2 separate regions of the Mus musculus genome follow, and region 1 is linked to region 2. A link is a loop called in an ENCODE intact Hi-C map of the cell type or tissue named here. Cell type or tissue: gastrocnemius. All regions are shown on one strand. Links, peaks and the distances in the headings refer to the core of each region. The heading gives the core; the rest is flanking DNA.

What was found. A loop is a pair of places that touch in the nucleus more often than their neighbours do. Peaks named below come from ENCODE experiments on the same cell type or tissue, not always from the same donor. Only the 100,000 strongest peaks of a DNase experiment are listed, where the experiment ranks them.
Region 1: it touches region 2 in a loop (8-fold over the local background); 24 of 42 quality-filtered maps call a loop at or near these places.

The regions. Positions count from the first base shown.
Region 1 is chr7:51,438,385-51,446,723 of GRCm38, reverse strand. It overlaps Gm33015 (a long non-coding RNA gene), which reads left to right and starts at 2,649. Exons shown (of 3, transcript XR_391461.1): 1 at 2,649-2,700; 2 at 4,238-4,243; 3 at 4,442-4,834. In gastrocnemius, for the core only: no CTCF peak of the experiment used is centred there; no DNase peak of the experiment used is centred there.
Region 2 is chr7:49,950,422-49,958,760 of GRCm38, reverse strand. Slc6a5 (solute carrier family 6 (neurotransmitter transporter, glycine), member 5) reads right to left here. Exons shown (of 16, transcript NM_001146013.1): 14 at 7,257-7,357; 15 at 2,196-2,363. Among named protein-coding and RNA genes, the nearest start is that of Nell1, 21 kb to the left of the region's middle. In gastrocnemius, for the core only: a CTCF peak has its summit at 5,057 (motif pointing left); DNase peaks (open chromatin) are centred at 4,033 and 4,920.

The sequences.
Region 1 (8,339 bases), core at 224-8,223, 1.5 Mb before region 2:
ACCTGCAGACAAGAAGTAGGCTGAGAGGGAGAGGGAGGGAGGGGGGAGTAAGGAGAGAGAGAGAGAGAGAGAGAGAGAGAGAGAGAGAGAGAGAGAGAGAGAGAGAACAAGTACACCAAAGGAGACAAAAATACTATTTAGAATATTTAGCATTAAAGTTTGTTCATCATTGATTTTCAAATTTAATTCTTTTTGGACAGTTGTTTTCACTTTATGCTTCTCTTTATCCCAGTCAAGATTTAAAGATCACATAGTTGGTTAGAACACTAGTATATTGGTAAAACAATTCAATCCCTTTAATACAGTTCTGGGAGCCATTCTTCACTGGCCTTGCCAACAGCCTAATCGGTTATTGTGCCTTTCTTGGGTCCAGCATGCTTTGGTTGAGATGTTTATAATGTATCTACACACTCAATACAAATTAAGTCTTACAATAGAGATGACGCTTAACGCAATTCACCTTTAAACCTTAAAACTATTTGACTGGTTATCAAAAAGGGAAAAACGTTTAACCTCATTAAAATAACATTTATTCTAGAATTTTATTGTTTAATTTTGGATGTGTTCAACTCAACTATTTTGATGTTAGATATGAGTGGCAGCAGAGTATAATAAATGAACCATGCAATGCACAAATTCTCTGCTAAGTAATAATTACACACAAATTACTCTTTCAAGGAGCAATCTAGTTTTCCTCCTGCCTGCCCTGAGCTCTCCAGTCCTGTCACTTAGAAACACATGGGCTTTGTGAAGATTTAAGGTGTTATAAAATCATCCTCTTATTTTCCTGTTACTATTCACTTGTAGATTCTAGGAACTTTGGATAATGAGTAGGTAACATTTATTCTATTAGAAAACTTTAAAATTTTTATTATTATTAAAAAGCTTGCAGATAAAGATATCACATGATGTTTCATAAGAGATGGTACAACGCTTATTCTTTTTCTGTCAGGGAGTTTTTGTTGACGTCATTGTTCTAGTTTGGTGGTGAATCACTGAGTAAAATATATTTGATGGTGAAAATGAGACATTTGATGTGAAGTCTCACAGTGTTCATTCCAAATGTCAACTCCAACTGTATAGAAGGACTTCAATGAGTTGTTTTGGGTTTGGTTAATTTGGGTGTGTAGTGTTTTTATTCTATAGAAAATTTAAACCGAAAATGTACATTCCTGAGATTACACATGTAAATAAATGTATTAATTTCACCTTATTTTAGCAGATCAATAAAAGTCTTCTTCTTTTTTAAATTGTTAATTATAAAATGATTTGCTCAGGGCCACTGCTAATGTATGATTTAGTGAAAAGGTCATGATCACTAGTGCAGTTCTTAGAAGCTGAATTAGATGGAGTCAAGTGATCAGGTCTTTAGTGTTGACTGCCCACTGCCTTCTCATTCCACTAATATTTACTACACATTGGAACTGGATTTGGATAACATTTTGTGGAGAAAGTGTATTGAGAGAGAGAGAGAGACATTAAAAATAAAAAGGCCAAGATTAAGGAGAAAATAGATAAAAGAAGCTAGAGACTGAACAGGAAACAAGTCTGGGACTCTTCAGGGTGATGGTTACAGGTCTGGGTTTGAAACATGCAGATGCAGAATGGGCAGTCTCCTGCGTTGGTGCTTACTGAATGGCTTCAGGTGATTTGCTCCTGTGTCTACTCCTCAGATTTCTTAACCCTAAATATGAAGAGTGGCCTTCTAAAAACTTCAGTCTTATTGTTGTTCCACCTATAGGGTTGGAGACACCTTCAGCTCCTTGGGTGCTTTCTCTAGCTCCTCCATTGGTGGGCCTGTGTTCCATCCTATAGATGACTGTGAGCATCCACTTCTGTATTTGCCAGGCACTAGCATAGCCTCACTTGAGACAGCTATATCATGGTCCTTTCAGCAAAATCTTGCTGGCATATGCAATAATGTCTGGGTTTGGTGGCTGATTGTGGGATGGTCCCCGAGTGGGGTAGTCTCTGGATGGTCCATCCTTTTGTCTTAGCTCCAAACTTTGTCTTTGTAACTCCTTCCATGGGTGTTTTGTTTTCTCAGAGCTCGTGTCTGTAGCTGCATATGTAGAAGAAGATGGCCTAGTCAGCCATCATTGGGAAGAGAGACCCCTTGGTCTTGCAAACTTTATATGCCCCAGTACAGGGGAATGCCAGGGCCAAGAAGTAGGAGTGGGTGGGTAGGGGGGCAGAGCTCAGGGAGGGTATAGGGAACTTTTGGGATAGCATTTGAAATGTAAATAAAGAAAATATCTAATAGAAAACAAACAAACAAACAAACAAACAAACAAACTTTAGTCTTCCTGAAATTTGCTGGAGGATATCTGCACAATATCCACTACATGTGTCTGGAAAGAAAACATGCCAAGTGTGATGAAGGGTGAGAACATGCCTTGATTCTGATTGCATGTAGTCAGAGCTGATGTGCCAGGCAGGGCTACCCAGGATGACAGGACTAAAGTAAAACAAATCATTTGCAAAGTGATTTCCTGCTGTGCTAAGCTGCCCACTGTGGATACTTGTTAACTAATATAGAGCAGACCTTACCATTGTGAGTGGCAAATTCTGTTACATCACAAAGGACATTGTGTGATATTAATAAATGGGGGGGAGGGAGGCGTGCAAAGAAAGCCTAATGATGTAATGGAACCACCAATCCTTGCAACTGAGGAAGACAGAGAAGTGCAGCATGATTTGGTATGTTGGGCCAAAGGAACAAGTGTCCTCTGGGACAGTTAACTCACATTCATTAAAGAGGTTCAAGCAATGCAGAGAGTGGCTTGCCTAAAGAGCAACACAATATATTTTAAAAATTGCGACAATGTCTTTATAGTCTAGTCCAACCTCAAATTTGGTATGTAACCAAAGATGACCTTTAATTTCTCATCCTCCTGCTTCCATTTCAAAAGTGCTGGCATTATAGACATGTACCACCACGCCAATTCATGCAGTGCTAGGGATCCAAATCAGGGCTTTGTGCCCAATAGGCTAGCATAGTTTCATGCAATATGTAATACGTAGTATGTCGGGTGCCTGCTGTATACAGTGTTAGAGACTGAAGGTTGAGCAATAAATGTTCACAAGACAGTTAACAAGAAAACATAATCTTAAGTAATCTCTCATTTTCTTTGATCCTTTTAAGAATCTAGGTATTGGTAAGAATTCCCTTATTGTTGAGGTCAAGGTCAACTTCTCCTAAAGGCTCTTTCTTATGGTATTTATCATGACAATTTCATGTTAGTCTTTTGTTGTTTACAGTGCTGGGTCTGAACCTAGCTTTGTGCATATTTGGTAAAACCTCCTTCACTGAGCTACATCCCTAGTTCTTTGTGCTAGATTTTTATTACTTAGGATACAATAAATTTACATGTTGTGACCTCTCTTTTCCCTAAAACACTGAGTGTGAGTGTGAGTGTGAGTGTGAGTGAGTGTGAGTGAGTGTGAGTGTGAGTGTGAGTGTGAGTGAGTGTGAGTGTGTGTGTGTGTGTGTGTGTGTGTGTGTGTGTGTGTGTAACTTCACGTGAAGAGGGTTGCCCATTTCGCTAAGCTTTGCCAGGTAAGTAGGCTTCCTGGAGTCTGCCTGCCTCCATCACTCATCTCGATTATAGGCGCATGCTTCTGTCACACCTAGCTCTTTATGGGGGTCTGAGGCTCCAAACTCATGCCCTCATGCTGGAACGGTAAACACCATCTCCCCAGTTCTACATTACTTGTACTTCAAATTCTGTTGGAGGACGATGGTTTCCTCTGATCTGTTTCAGGAGGTTTATACTTCTTTATAGAATTATTCCAGTGTGTGTGGCCCATTAAAAATAATTTGTAAGGCTACAACACACTTTGTAAATGGTCTTTGTAAACAAAAAGTGTCTGTTATATGCCCATGGTCCCCAAGTTATTCAATATACATTAAAGAAAGTTAATGGTCCTAGAGGGAACTTTGTTTGGGAAAGGGATCTAAGCTAAGTAGTGGGCAGTGGTCACTTTGGGAAATCAGGAACAAGAAAGCTTCCGGTGTTTTTGGAAGCTTTCTTGCTCTCAGCCTTACTAGTAAGATGGAATATGAAAGGTCTCCTACCATCACCTATAGGCTCAGACATTTGAACACTTGGTCTCCAGTTGGTGGTACTGTTTGGAGAGGTTCTAAACAATTGAGTCTCTCTAGAGGAAACACATCACTGGGGGATGGCTTTGGGAGTTTATAGCAGCCTCTTCCAACTCTGCTTCCTGTTTACAGTTAAAGGTAATATTTTCAAGATTCCTGCTCCTGCCACTGTGTCTGCAGCTTGCTGCCATGCCACCACCCCACCAGGATGGACTATTATCGCTCTGGAACCTTCTGGGCTAAATTCTTCCTTCTATAAGAAGCTTTTGGCTGGGTACTTCATTACGGCAATGGAAGAGTAACAAACACACCGATTGTATTCTTTCATTTCTCCAGGTTTGTTGCTGAGCAGGCCCTGAAAGTGCCCTTCTTGAAATGTTATCTGAAGCTCTGTGACCTCAGGCAATGCTCATTTTCCATGCTTGAGTAGTTCTGTTTTAGATGGACTTCTTCCAGCTGGACCAAGTGACAGAAGCATTTCTTAGGATGAGAAGGTTCAAACATCTTGCTTTGAAATGAAATCCCAATGCAGTTGCATTAAGCCAACTTTCAATGTCTAGTTCTTAACAGACTTTAGATTTTATAAACTACTTTCTTACCTACAAGAAGGTCTGAGCACCACATACCCTCACCACCGAGGGTAAGTTAACATTCCTCTTGCAAATTATGGCCTTCTTTGACTAGAATAGATTTAGAATAAATGTTTGCTGCCAAAGAAGTCACTTTGGAATGTTATTGCTTCTTTTTTATTTAGTTGGCAGATAAGTATTATGCATATTCTAGGAGTACAAGGCTATAGAATATGGATTCTCAAGTGCAGTACTTTAAGTACTAACTGTCCTTTGGGTGCAACCTGAAATTAATTCACATAAACAAGCACAGTGTCTATGCCCATAAACATAATCTACATATAATGTCATACTTATATGAGATCATTTTAAAGCACAATACCACACAGAAAGTAAGTTTATAGACTCTCCATAGGGTAAAATCCTTTAAGGACATTATTATTATTATTATTATTATTATTATTATTATTATTATTATTTACTACCTTTTAGTTCCTCATATCCAGAAGGCATCATTAGAATGGAGCTGACAGGAGTAAGTAGGAGTTGTTTATTACACAGAATCGCAAACAACAAATTTCAAGTCTGCCTCTTTTTCTTCTCCTTTGTCACCTTAATTTTATTGAAGGTATAAGTTACACCATCACATGCTGGGTTATCTGAACTGAAATAAAGGCCAGTGTGGAAAGTGCTCACAACAGCTCTCTATGTATGGGTAGACCACAAATACAAAATCAGGCATGCTGCTTGACATGAGCCCCCAAACTTACCAGCACATAGAATACCCTTTGTTATCTTGTCATTTGGCATATGAGAGTTCAGAATGTTCCTTTTTTTTTTCTTTTAGCTTTGAGAATGTACATCTTAAATGGCTGTTGAAGAGGTTCCCATAGAACCAGTAAAGTTGTGTGTCAGAGTAACTCTTATTTTCAGAAATACCCTTGACTAGACTCTGTGAGGTCTTTAGGGAGAGAAATTGGATCCTGTTCATTTTTGCATCCTTGCCATCCCAGACTTAGAAACACACTCAGAAAAAACATCGTATACAAGGAAAATCCACTGAATACAAAGCACTGTGGTGGAAAACAAAAGTCAATGTGGTCATTTAATTTTTGTCCAACAGAGGACGGATGGGATCTGCCTTTCCTCCATGAAGCTGTGTGCTGAGTGTGTTTTAAAGCTGTGAGATCTTGAAGCTTGGTACAGTCACACAATGAGTGTCAACAATGCATGTAAAAGAACATTTGCTATGTTCCTTTCTTTTTTTTTTTTTTTTTATTGACCTGAGTAGGCTTAGAGAGCAAAGATTAAAAGGCACTTGAGAAAAAAGTGAAGTTGAGGTGCATGGGCGGATTGGGGTTCATGGTTGCTGTGCTTTTGTAGGCAGAAGAGCTGCCAGGACACCAGTGCTTCCTTGATTCAGGAATAATGTCTGCCAAAGGAGAATAGAAGGGGTGGCCAAGGTCATGAAAAGTCAGGACTTGATGTCCTACTGTAAGATGGAAGATGGAGTGCTCACTGACTGAAATTAAAATCACTGTTTCAAGAAACTTGACATAGGCAACTGTGATCATTTGATGTTGTGCCGTCAAAATGATAATGAATGAAACTAAAATTACAGACACACACACACACACACACACACACACACACACACACACACACACACACAGAGAGAGAGAGAGAGAGAGAGAGAGAGAGAGAGAGAGAGAGAGAGAGAGAGAGAGAGACTTTCCAGTTGGAGATGATATAACACAGGAAAGAGAAGTAGAGGGACAGGGATAGGGAGATTGTCTTCTGCACTCATTTAGTGTATCTTGCATTGCATATGTTGTATAGAGGGACTGGATAGCCTATCAGAGACCTTGTCACCAGAAAAGACTCATTCTCCCTCCCTCAGAAATAATTAATTGGTTATAGCTCATCATCTGGGGCTGGGACCTTGTGAAAGTTCCCATGTGCACACTGTCATGCTAAACATTGTCTTCACGTGGGACTAGTTTAGGTAACCATATAGTAGATTTTATGGGTGCAGCTTTTTTTGTCATTTCTAGCAGGTGAATTTATCAGGTGGCATACTTACGATCTTTCCATCCTTTGTTCTGTGATGTTCCTTAGGTAAAGAATCTGTGTTCTAGACACACTCACTGGGGCTGGGCATCCCGTAGTCAGTCACTTACCCTTAGATGCAGATTCTTGAGTAAAGGAAAATCATGGCTGAGCAATGGCCTAACTGATTCTGGTGACAGCAACACTTAATGCTTTTATACTTAACACCAAAATGACAGTTTGGTGCCATGGTGGTGCATGTCTGCATCCTTGGCACATAGGAGGCTGAGGCAGGAGGTTCAAGACTTCTGACTCAACAAATTGTATGTCAGCCTAATTAAACCACGATAACCATGAATTCAAAACTCTAACCATGATGGGCTTTTCAATGCCATGCCTTCAGTGGAGGGCTGTGGTAACCTCCAGACTAATTCTAGTTTTACATTAGTTCTCATTTTTCTCAGTTCAGGGATGTCACTTTTGGATAGTCACCAAACACCTCTCACCTTTGTATCCTTCTTTGGAAAATAGTGATGATAAATTTACCAGCCTGTGCTCTCATGAGAATTAAATGCACAGTATATATTAAAGAAGAGGCACTCTCCTGATTTATAGTTGTGTTCAGTATCATTTCTTTTTAAAGATTATTAAAAGCAAATGTCCAGCAGTATCGATCTACAGGTATAGATTAAGAGTAGTTTTATTGCTATGTTCATTTAGCACTGCAGTTCTCAACCTGTGGGTTGCATCTCAGATATCTTGCATATCAAGATGTTTACATTATGATTAATAACGGTAGCAAAATTACACCTATGAAATAGCAACAAAAATAATTTTATGGTTGGGTACACCACAACATGAGCAACTGCATTAGCAAGTTGCAGCATTTGAAAGGCTGAGAACCATTGATTTAGCAGAATATTAATAGTGGGGCCTCTGTGGCCTATGGCCTATCTAGTTTCAGGGGTTTGGTCTCATTAACAGTGTCAGGAATGGGTTACATATCATGGAGAGGTCCAATCAAAAAGTATTTGGCTACTCCCATAATATTTTTGCAGCTGTTGCACAAGTATATCTTGTAAACAGGTTTTGTCGATTGGTGAGACAGAGGTTTATTTTTCTCCTCCAGTAGTAGTTTACATTGTACCTTCCAGCATTATGAATGCTAGTCAATAAGGGAGTAGCCTCTATTTGAACACCAGGATGATTTCTTCGTGTTCTATGACATGAATAAGTGATTTCTTCAGTAATAGGACCTTACCTTCAGGTTATAGAGGGTAACCAATAGCATTGGCAACTGTCAATGATTGTCAGGGTCTATGAGAGGAGCCCTTTGGTGAGTGGCTAAACCAGATGTAACCCATTCTCAAAAGTGAGGGTTTTATTTGATAGACTATGATGTCATTGGGGCACTGTTTCCCTTATTTTTGCTGGCTCCACTTAGATTCTTTCCATGCATATACTTCTTTTAGGAAGCTTCGACTGTAGTAGTTTCCGTACTGTTTTCAAATGGCCCATGTTAGTTGTCCCTCCTTATATTCCATCAGTTTCCCTTCACTCCCCTCCACTTCCCTATTTAATTCTCCTATTTTAGTTTCCACCTTATCCCTCTATAA
Region 2 (8,339 bases), core at 143-8,142:
AAAAATTTTAATTGTCTGTTGAGTGTGTGTGTGTGTGTGTGTGTGTATACACATATGTGTATATATACATATATATTTATATACACATATACATATATGTGCGTATATATATGTTTCTGACTCAGATCAGCAGTGCAGGTTCATGTAGATAAGCTTAAAAATAATGGAGGTGTCTCTAGCTTCAACTGAAATTATTATTGAAAATAAAATCTGATAGAAACATATAGAGAAAGACAACTTATTTCCGACTATATAAGAGGGAATAATTATATGTTTATTACCTATTAAGGGAAAATCTGGTTCTTATAGCTGTTAGTTTAATGCCCCTTTAATCACCAGCTTGCAACCTTTGTGTCCCAAATTAACCATCATAAATTTGTACGGCCAACCCCATCAGTCTAGAGAATTTTAGGCTGCAACAGCAGCCGAGGTTACAGCAGGTTCCGGTTAGGGAAAGAGATTCCCGTGACCTCTGGTAGGAAGGTGGCTAAGAAGCGTGGTACGCTGGGGATAGGCTGGGCCAGAACTGCTTTACACCAGAGAATAATAAACAGAATTCTCTAGGGAAGAAAACCAGAATACATCTTAAACATGAGGACTCACTGTCATCCGGGGTCAGTGGAAACAAAGGCCACTTGCTTACCCACACCAAGTGAACACTTGTGTTGTGTGCTGGCCACGCCCTCACCCCTGCCCTGTCCCTCCCCACCAGCCTCTTCTTCATGTCAATCTAGCTGCCCAAGAGCAGACCCCACACAGCCATTCTCCACCCCAGTGAATAAGTATTTCTTTGTGATGGGCTCAGTGCTTCCCAAATCCGAACACGCAACCAAATCACTAGAAGATGAGGCCAAGCTCCATTCCCCTGAGCTCCGTGCAGTTGAGAGAACCTGGCTGTCTGCATTTGTGACAAGCTCCCAGGACGCCTCTAGATCAGACCCCAGGGCTCATGGAGGTCCAGATGTCTTCAGGATGCAGGCAGAGGTCATTCATTCTCAGCCCAGCTGGACAAATGACCGTTTCCTTTCCCTTGGAGACAGGATCTCCTATAGCCCAGGGTAGCCTAAAGTTCACACAGAGCTAAGGATAGCCTTGAACTCTTGATCCTCCTGCTTCTACTTCCCAAGTGCTAGAATTACAGGTACACTTGAACAAGTGACTTCTCATGAGTAACAAAAGCTGGGTGGCTCCTCAGTGGTGGCCGTCCCATTGTCTCTATGGAAAAGTCCCCTGAGCTCTGATCAGAACTGAGTGGTGTGCTAGTGAGCTTAGCCAGGTACAGTCATCTAGAAAGAGGCAACGGCAACTGAGGAATCGCCTCCTTCAGATGAGCCCATAGGCAAGTCCGTGGGGGCATTATCTTGATTAATGATTAATGTGGGAGGGCCTAACCCATGGTGACAGTGCCACCTCTGGGCAGATGGCCTCAAGTTACATAAGAAAACAAGCTGAGCAAGCCAGGAGGAACAAGCCAGGAAGTAGTCCTCTCCATGACCTCTCCTTCAGCTTCTATCTCTAGGTTCCTGCCTTGAGCTCCTACTCTGACTTCCTTCCCTCAGGGAAGATTGTGACTGGGCAATAATGAGATGAAATAGGCCCTTTCCTCCCTAAGCTGCTCCTGGTCATGATTTTATTGCAGCAACAGAAAGCTAACTATGACAGTTGGTAAGGGAAAGCAAGTCTCCCCTCGCACTAGCCACGCCCTGGACTGCATAGGACATGCTGAGAGTCGTCAAATGTCTAATCAGACATCCTTCACTCAGGAACAAAGGGAGCAGTGGTGACTTTAAGTCTAATGGCAATCAACATTTAGGAGGGAGGAAGCTTGGAGGCAGAGGGACACCAGAGAGGGGACCCCTGTGTTAAAAAATGAACTCCAAGATATAGATAGTAGCTGAGGAGGAGGGGATGGGAGCTCTGGGAAAGAGGAGGCATTCAGATTGCTCGTCCCAAGGCTGCCACCACTGTGAGGAACAGCACAGCTCACTCAGCCTGATGATTGACTGGTCTCCTCCACTACAGGAATAATATATAATTAAAATGAGTTTAATAGAATCAGTGGCAACTGGGATGACTTACTCACCCAGTATCCTTCTTGGATATGTTTACCGGATCTTTTTGTTTTTAATGCATAGAGCTTTTAGGATCTCTCCCTCGGGAGAGGCTAGCAGGGGGAAAGGAGCCAATAGAATTACCTCAATAAATCTCCCGGGAGCCAGATACATTTTTATCACGAACATAATCGGGATCCAGATAACGGAGCAGGCGAGCATCAGCCATCCAAGCACCATGGACCAGTTAGGGTAGCGGTAAGAGCCATAGGTCATGGGCTCCCACTGGTAGAAGCTGAAGCAAAGGATAAACTGAGAGAGAAGAGAAAGTTGCCTTAGGGTGATGGTGTGAGTCACTCACTCATTCAACACGCACGTACGGAACCCGGCCGCATGCTTCGCTCCTCTTGCCTTGTGTACACTCTCATCTCTCTGAAAGGGGGTTTTCCCAGTGAAGGAAGTAAAACCTCAAGATGGCGAAGGTGGAAACACAAACTCAGCTACTGCTCCTGTGTTTGTCCTCACACATGAAGTCAATGGCTACACCAGGAGAACATAGCACAGTGCCTGACAGCTGGGAGTTCTGAGGAGACTGACTGCACTACCATTGATAACTAAGCCTTTGTTATAATGGGGGGAATGATGTGCTAAATTTGTAGATCTCAATCCTTTTAATTGAATCCATTTGGCTTCCTTCTTGCACAAGGAATAGCCAACGTGTGAGGCTGCCTCTAAAGTTGGCTGTGTGAGATTCAACATGGTTCTTGGTCCCCCACAGGTGACTGATCTAGAAGCACAGTCCTATAATAAGCCATTGGTGGAGGGGGAGAGGGGGGAGGGGGAGGGGGAGGGGGAGGGAGATCACCAGTGACCCCAGAGACCTGAGCTAATGAGCTGTAGGGCCTCTCAGATTCTCAGCTACAAAATTGATTTATTTCACACCATGTATGCAGTGCTGGGATTCTCTGGGAGCAGAAGTCTGTATTTACTCCAGAGACCTTCCTCATTCTTAAAAGGTCATGATGTGGGTTTTGGCCGTTATCTGTGATCACATCGTACTTCGACCAGCAAGAGCTCTGAGATCCGTCCGAAGGCTTGGCTGGGCAGCTGAAGAGGGCCAAGGGAAGGCATAGGCTGAAGTCAGAGGCATCTGTATACAGAGCCAGGCTTCTGACAGCTCCAGCCCAGCCTGTGGAGACCATTTCTCAAGACAACATGATTCCGCGTATTCTTCTTGCCTGTGGCAGCATAAGCCTAGAATTATCCACGTACGCCCTTTCCCCGGCTCTATGTCTCTCTTCCTACCGTAAGCTGCAGTGTAACAAAATGATTGGAGGGAAATAGCAGGTGGGAGATTTTTGGAGAACTGCGAAGCCCGAGACAAACACAAAACATCCACACCAGTGCCTCAGCACCCAGGCTGCCAGGGCCAGGGACTTCTTTTCGGTGAAATTCATATGGTGATTCAAAGCAATGTAAGCCCAAAGACAAGGCTCCCGTGGAAAGCAAGGTCGACATTAGCCCCCCCCCTTTCCAACTTTTGCCCCTGAGTCATAAGTTTTATTAGCCAATCTATTGGAAGTATGGCCCGATGTCATTATGGCATGCTGCTCTGTTTCATTTACTATATAAATAGCAATGCATCTGCTTATGTGTGTGCCTTCAGTAACGTGATCAGACTGTGCATATGATAATTGCATGAGGATATTTATGGCCCCATAAATCCATGACGGCACGTAGAAAAATGATGGATTTTATCTCAGAGGCCCTGAAGTGATTTAAACCCATAATCTCACCCTGGTCCAGGACCTGGAAGCTATCTCTGCTACGGAGGTAAATGGTAAAATACAAGCAGGGCAGAGACCTTTGACACCCATTTCCACTTCCGCAAATATCACATCAAACTTTTAGGCACAAGCCGGTTGCTTGCCATAAATTTCCCTCTGCCAGGTCAGCTTGGATGAGAGCCTGCACTGGGGTGGACTTTGCTTCCAAGTCCTGCCCACCTCTGCCTTTCCCAGCAACCAATGAGACACAGGAGACACACTGGTTGGAGACATCCCTACCTCCAAACAGCATAGAGAATCTGCTCAAGACAGTCTTAGGGTGTCTCCGCAGCTTCTGACGTGTAATCTACCGAATCACAGCAAAACTGAGAACTTCCCCAAGAATGAAATAAAAAATAATGAAATAGAATTCCTTCTCCCTGAGTTCGAAGACTTGACTTCTAACCCAAACAGGCCATGCTGTTCCTAGACTGTCAGAATGCAGAGGGCAAGCTTAAAGGCCACCCTAGCTCTACGGCCTTGTGGCCTAGAGCAAGTCCCTTACCCTCTCTGAGCCTCAATGTACACATCTGTAAAATGGGGAGATGGCATGGGTGTAAACGATAAGGCCAATAAAGGGCCTGCCTTGAAACACACACAGCAGCAGGCGGATGGCCGTGTGATGCATCTCCACAGATTAAGGCAAAATTCTGACACTCTTCTGGGATGAAAAGAAAAGGAGGACAGAATATAGAACATATTGTAAAGCTGACTCTGCTGATAATAAACTACAAGGAATGAAAATGAGGGAAGTCAAGGGTCAACAGGGACAGGATTTGCTAACACAGCATATTCAGGCAACAGGCAACAGCATCATCTTCACACCCATAAGCTAAGCCGGCTTAGACACACTTCATTCATGAGCACCTGTCTTTAATATTGTTCAGGTCTCATGCCCCAACTCCAGCAGGGCTTTTCACACTACCAATATAGATGTGGGTAAGCTCTCGGTGTCCATACAGAAGACGGAGATTGTGGGATGGATTTTCTGTCTAAACCTCTAGCTTTTCAGAAAGATATGGTTTAACTAGAACATACTCTCAGCAGATGGGGGAGGGGGGAAAGGCAAGCAAATGAAGAAAAAAAAATATATCTCCATTGCATCTGCTTTTATTCATTCTGCATCTTAAAAGAAGCTGGTGTCTGGTGGTGCAAAGCGGGCTCTCTAGCTGGTTTCTAGTGCCACCTACTGGGATAAGTAAAAATTACATGTACTCACTGATAACTGGATATTAGCCCAAAACTTAGGATACACAAGATATAAGATACAATTTGCCAAATGCATGAAACTCTAGAAGAATGAAGACCAAAGTGTGGACACTGTGCCCCTTCTTAGAATTGGGAACAAAACACCCATGGAAGAAGTTACAGAGAAAAAGTTTGGAGCTGTGACAAAAGGATGAACCATCTAGAGACTGCCATATCTAGGGATCCACCCCATAATCAGCTTCCAAACGCTGACACCATTGCATACACTAGCAAGATTTTACTGAAAGGACCCAGATATAGCTGTCTCTTGAGAGACTATGCCGGGGCCTAGCAAACACAGAAGTGGATGCTCACAGTCAGCTATTGGATGGATCACAGGGCTCCCAATGGAGGAGCTAGAGAAAGTACCCAAGGAGCTAAAGGGACCTGCAACCCTATAGATGGAACAATATTATGAACTAACCAGTACCCCAGAGCTCTTGACTCTAGCTACATATGTATCAAAAGATGGCCTAGTCGGCCATCACTAGAAAGAGAGGTCCATTGGACACACAAACTTTATATGCCCCAGTACAGGGGAACGCCAGGGCCAAAAAATGGGAATGGGTGGGTAGGGGAGTGGGGGGGGAGGGTATGGGGTGCTTTTGGGATAGCATTGGAAATGTAATTGAGGAAAATGCATAATAAATAAAAAAATTACAGGCAACTTCCTCCAGGCTTTCTCAATAAGTCAGAAAAAGACAAAATCCCCATAAGTCAGAAAAAGACAAAAAGCAAGCAGAGGAGGGGGAAGACAAAATCTCTGCAGATTTGCTTGGGGAAAAAAGTGAAGCCACGCTGATAGCTTCGGGCACAATAAGGAGGGTTACAGGTGTGAGTTTAAGTCTGTATAGACTACAGGCATATCTGTGGCTCTGTTCATTAAGAAAGGGAATGTCAGATGATCTCAAAACTCCTTCCCCACACTTGAAGGTGACAACATGGCTCTCAAAAGCTATAAAAATCAGCAGTAAATGCCTGATTAAAGCTGCATTAATTGTAGAGTAGGCACATTGAGAATGGTTAGGAGCCAGAACATGTGGGTTCAAATTCAGACTATTGCTAACTATTGTACATTCAATGCTAGTTCAGTCACATAACTCCAAGCTTCGGGTTCCCTGTGATACTTAGTTTTAATTGTTCCCTTGACACCACCTAGAATCGCTTAGAAAGGAGTCTCAATGAAGAATTGCCTAGATCAGGTTGGCCTGTGGGGTTGGCCTTGCTTATGTTAGTTGATGTGAGAAGATGTAGTCCACTGTAGGCAGCTTCATTCCCTAGGCAGAGGGATCTCATATTACAGAAATCAGGGGCTGGAGAAAGAGCTCAAAGTGTTAAGAGCATGTGCTGCTCTTACAAAGGATTGGAATTTGGCTCACAGCTCACAGCCACCTGAACTCCAGCTCCAGGGGATCCAATGGGACTTCTGGACTCTTCAGGCTCCCACATGCACCTGCACATACATGCACACAGACACACACAGGCACACGTGTAAGGAAATAGTAGAAGAGATCCTTTTCTGAAAAGTGGAAAGCTAGCTGGGCACGAACAAACATGGGTGCCATCATTTCTCTCTGCCTTTGACTGAGTGTACCCAGCTGCTTCAAGCTCCTGATACTATGGCTTCCCTGCTATGATGAACTACAACCTGGAACTGTAAGTGGAAATAAACCCTTCTGTCCCCTGAGCTGTTTTTGTTAGGTTATCTTATCATGGCAACTGAAAAGGAAAGAGGACATTCCCCTTCTGCAAGACAAAGATCACTACACCAGCCTGGCAGGACTGCTGAGAGAGAGCCCTATACACCAGTCACCCAGAACAAAATCTGAACCATGGTAAATGTGTGGCCTACTTGGCTGTTGACTGCTATCTGCTAGCACAAGAGGCAGACGGATATAATGTGTGTGCCCTACACAGATGTGCTTGGTCAATCCTAGCTCCATCCCTGACCAGCCAGATACCTGGAGTTCAGTCGCTTCTCCTTTCTGGCCTACAGTACACTCGCCTTGGAAGACAAGGCCAATACCCATCCCACCAGCTCCCCAGCCTCACCAGGAGGCACACATGTATTCAAAGGTGGTAAAGCACTGACATGCAGGAGAGGCTGTGAGAGAAAGCATTCAGCCCTTACAGTCAAAATGGTCGGTGTGACGAATGCCCAGCAGACTTTCCAGAAAATGTTGGGCTTGAATCCAATCATCATCTCGATGTCTTCACAGAATCTCTGCAAGCCTGCAGAGAGACAGCAGAGGCCATGTGTGAGGTACAGTGGGCAGGGGTAGCGGGGGAGCCTGCAGAGAGACAGCAGAGGCCATGTGTGAGGTACAGTGGGCAGGGGTGGCGGGGGAGCCTGCTGAGAGACAGCAGAGGCCATGTGTGAGGTACAGTGGGCAGGGGTACGGGGGGAGCCCCTCACTCAACAACCTTGGCTAAGGAAGAACCCAACTTAGGTCACCATAACCCCTGTTTCCCTGAGACAGGAAACTATCAGACAGATAACTCACTGTCAGGAATACTGAGGCTAACTGAATGTTGAAATAGATGCTAAACACTCTCTGCAGTGAGGTTCAGAGCTGCCATGGCAACATCTCCAGAGCTTAGTTCCAGGTCCCCTGGCAGTGGCATGTGCATGGGCTTGGTCTGCTTGATGTCAAGTCTAGCAGAGGAAAAGATTTCGGTAAACCAAGAGACCATATTATAAAAGGCTCAGCACTTAGCAAGTCTCTGTGGCCTGGGGTGGTGCCTCTCACCCTCCGGAGAGCATTTCCATTGCATCCACCTTGCTCTGCCTAGAGTCTGGTGACAGCTACAGGTGAAAAGCAATGTTAATCCCAAGTGGCCAGCACTCACTTAAGCTGGAACTCAATGACTGTTGTCTGCTCTGAAACTTCACTAACGTAAAATGTAAAGGAGACAGCCATACACCCATAGAGCCACCCTCCTGGCAACCTCTTAGTTTAGGAGGGCACTGGAGTGCTGCTTCGGAGGCAAGGCACTGATAACAGAAGTGGAACCCATCAGAAATGGGGGTTCAATATGCAAACGGGACCTGATAGCTTCCTGAGTACAGGTCACCACATTGCAGTGATCCCCAGACTTCCTAATGCTGCCACCCTTTAATCCAGTGGCCCGTGTTGTGGTAAACCACCCCCCCCCACCAGCCATAAAATTATTTCATCACTACTTGATAACTCTGACTTTGCTACTGTTATAA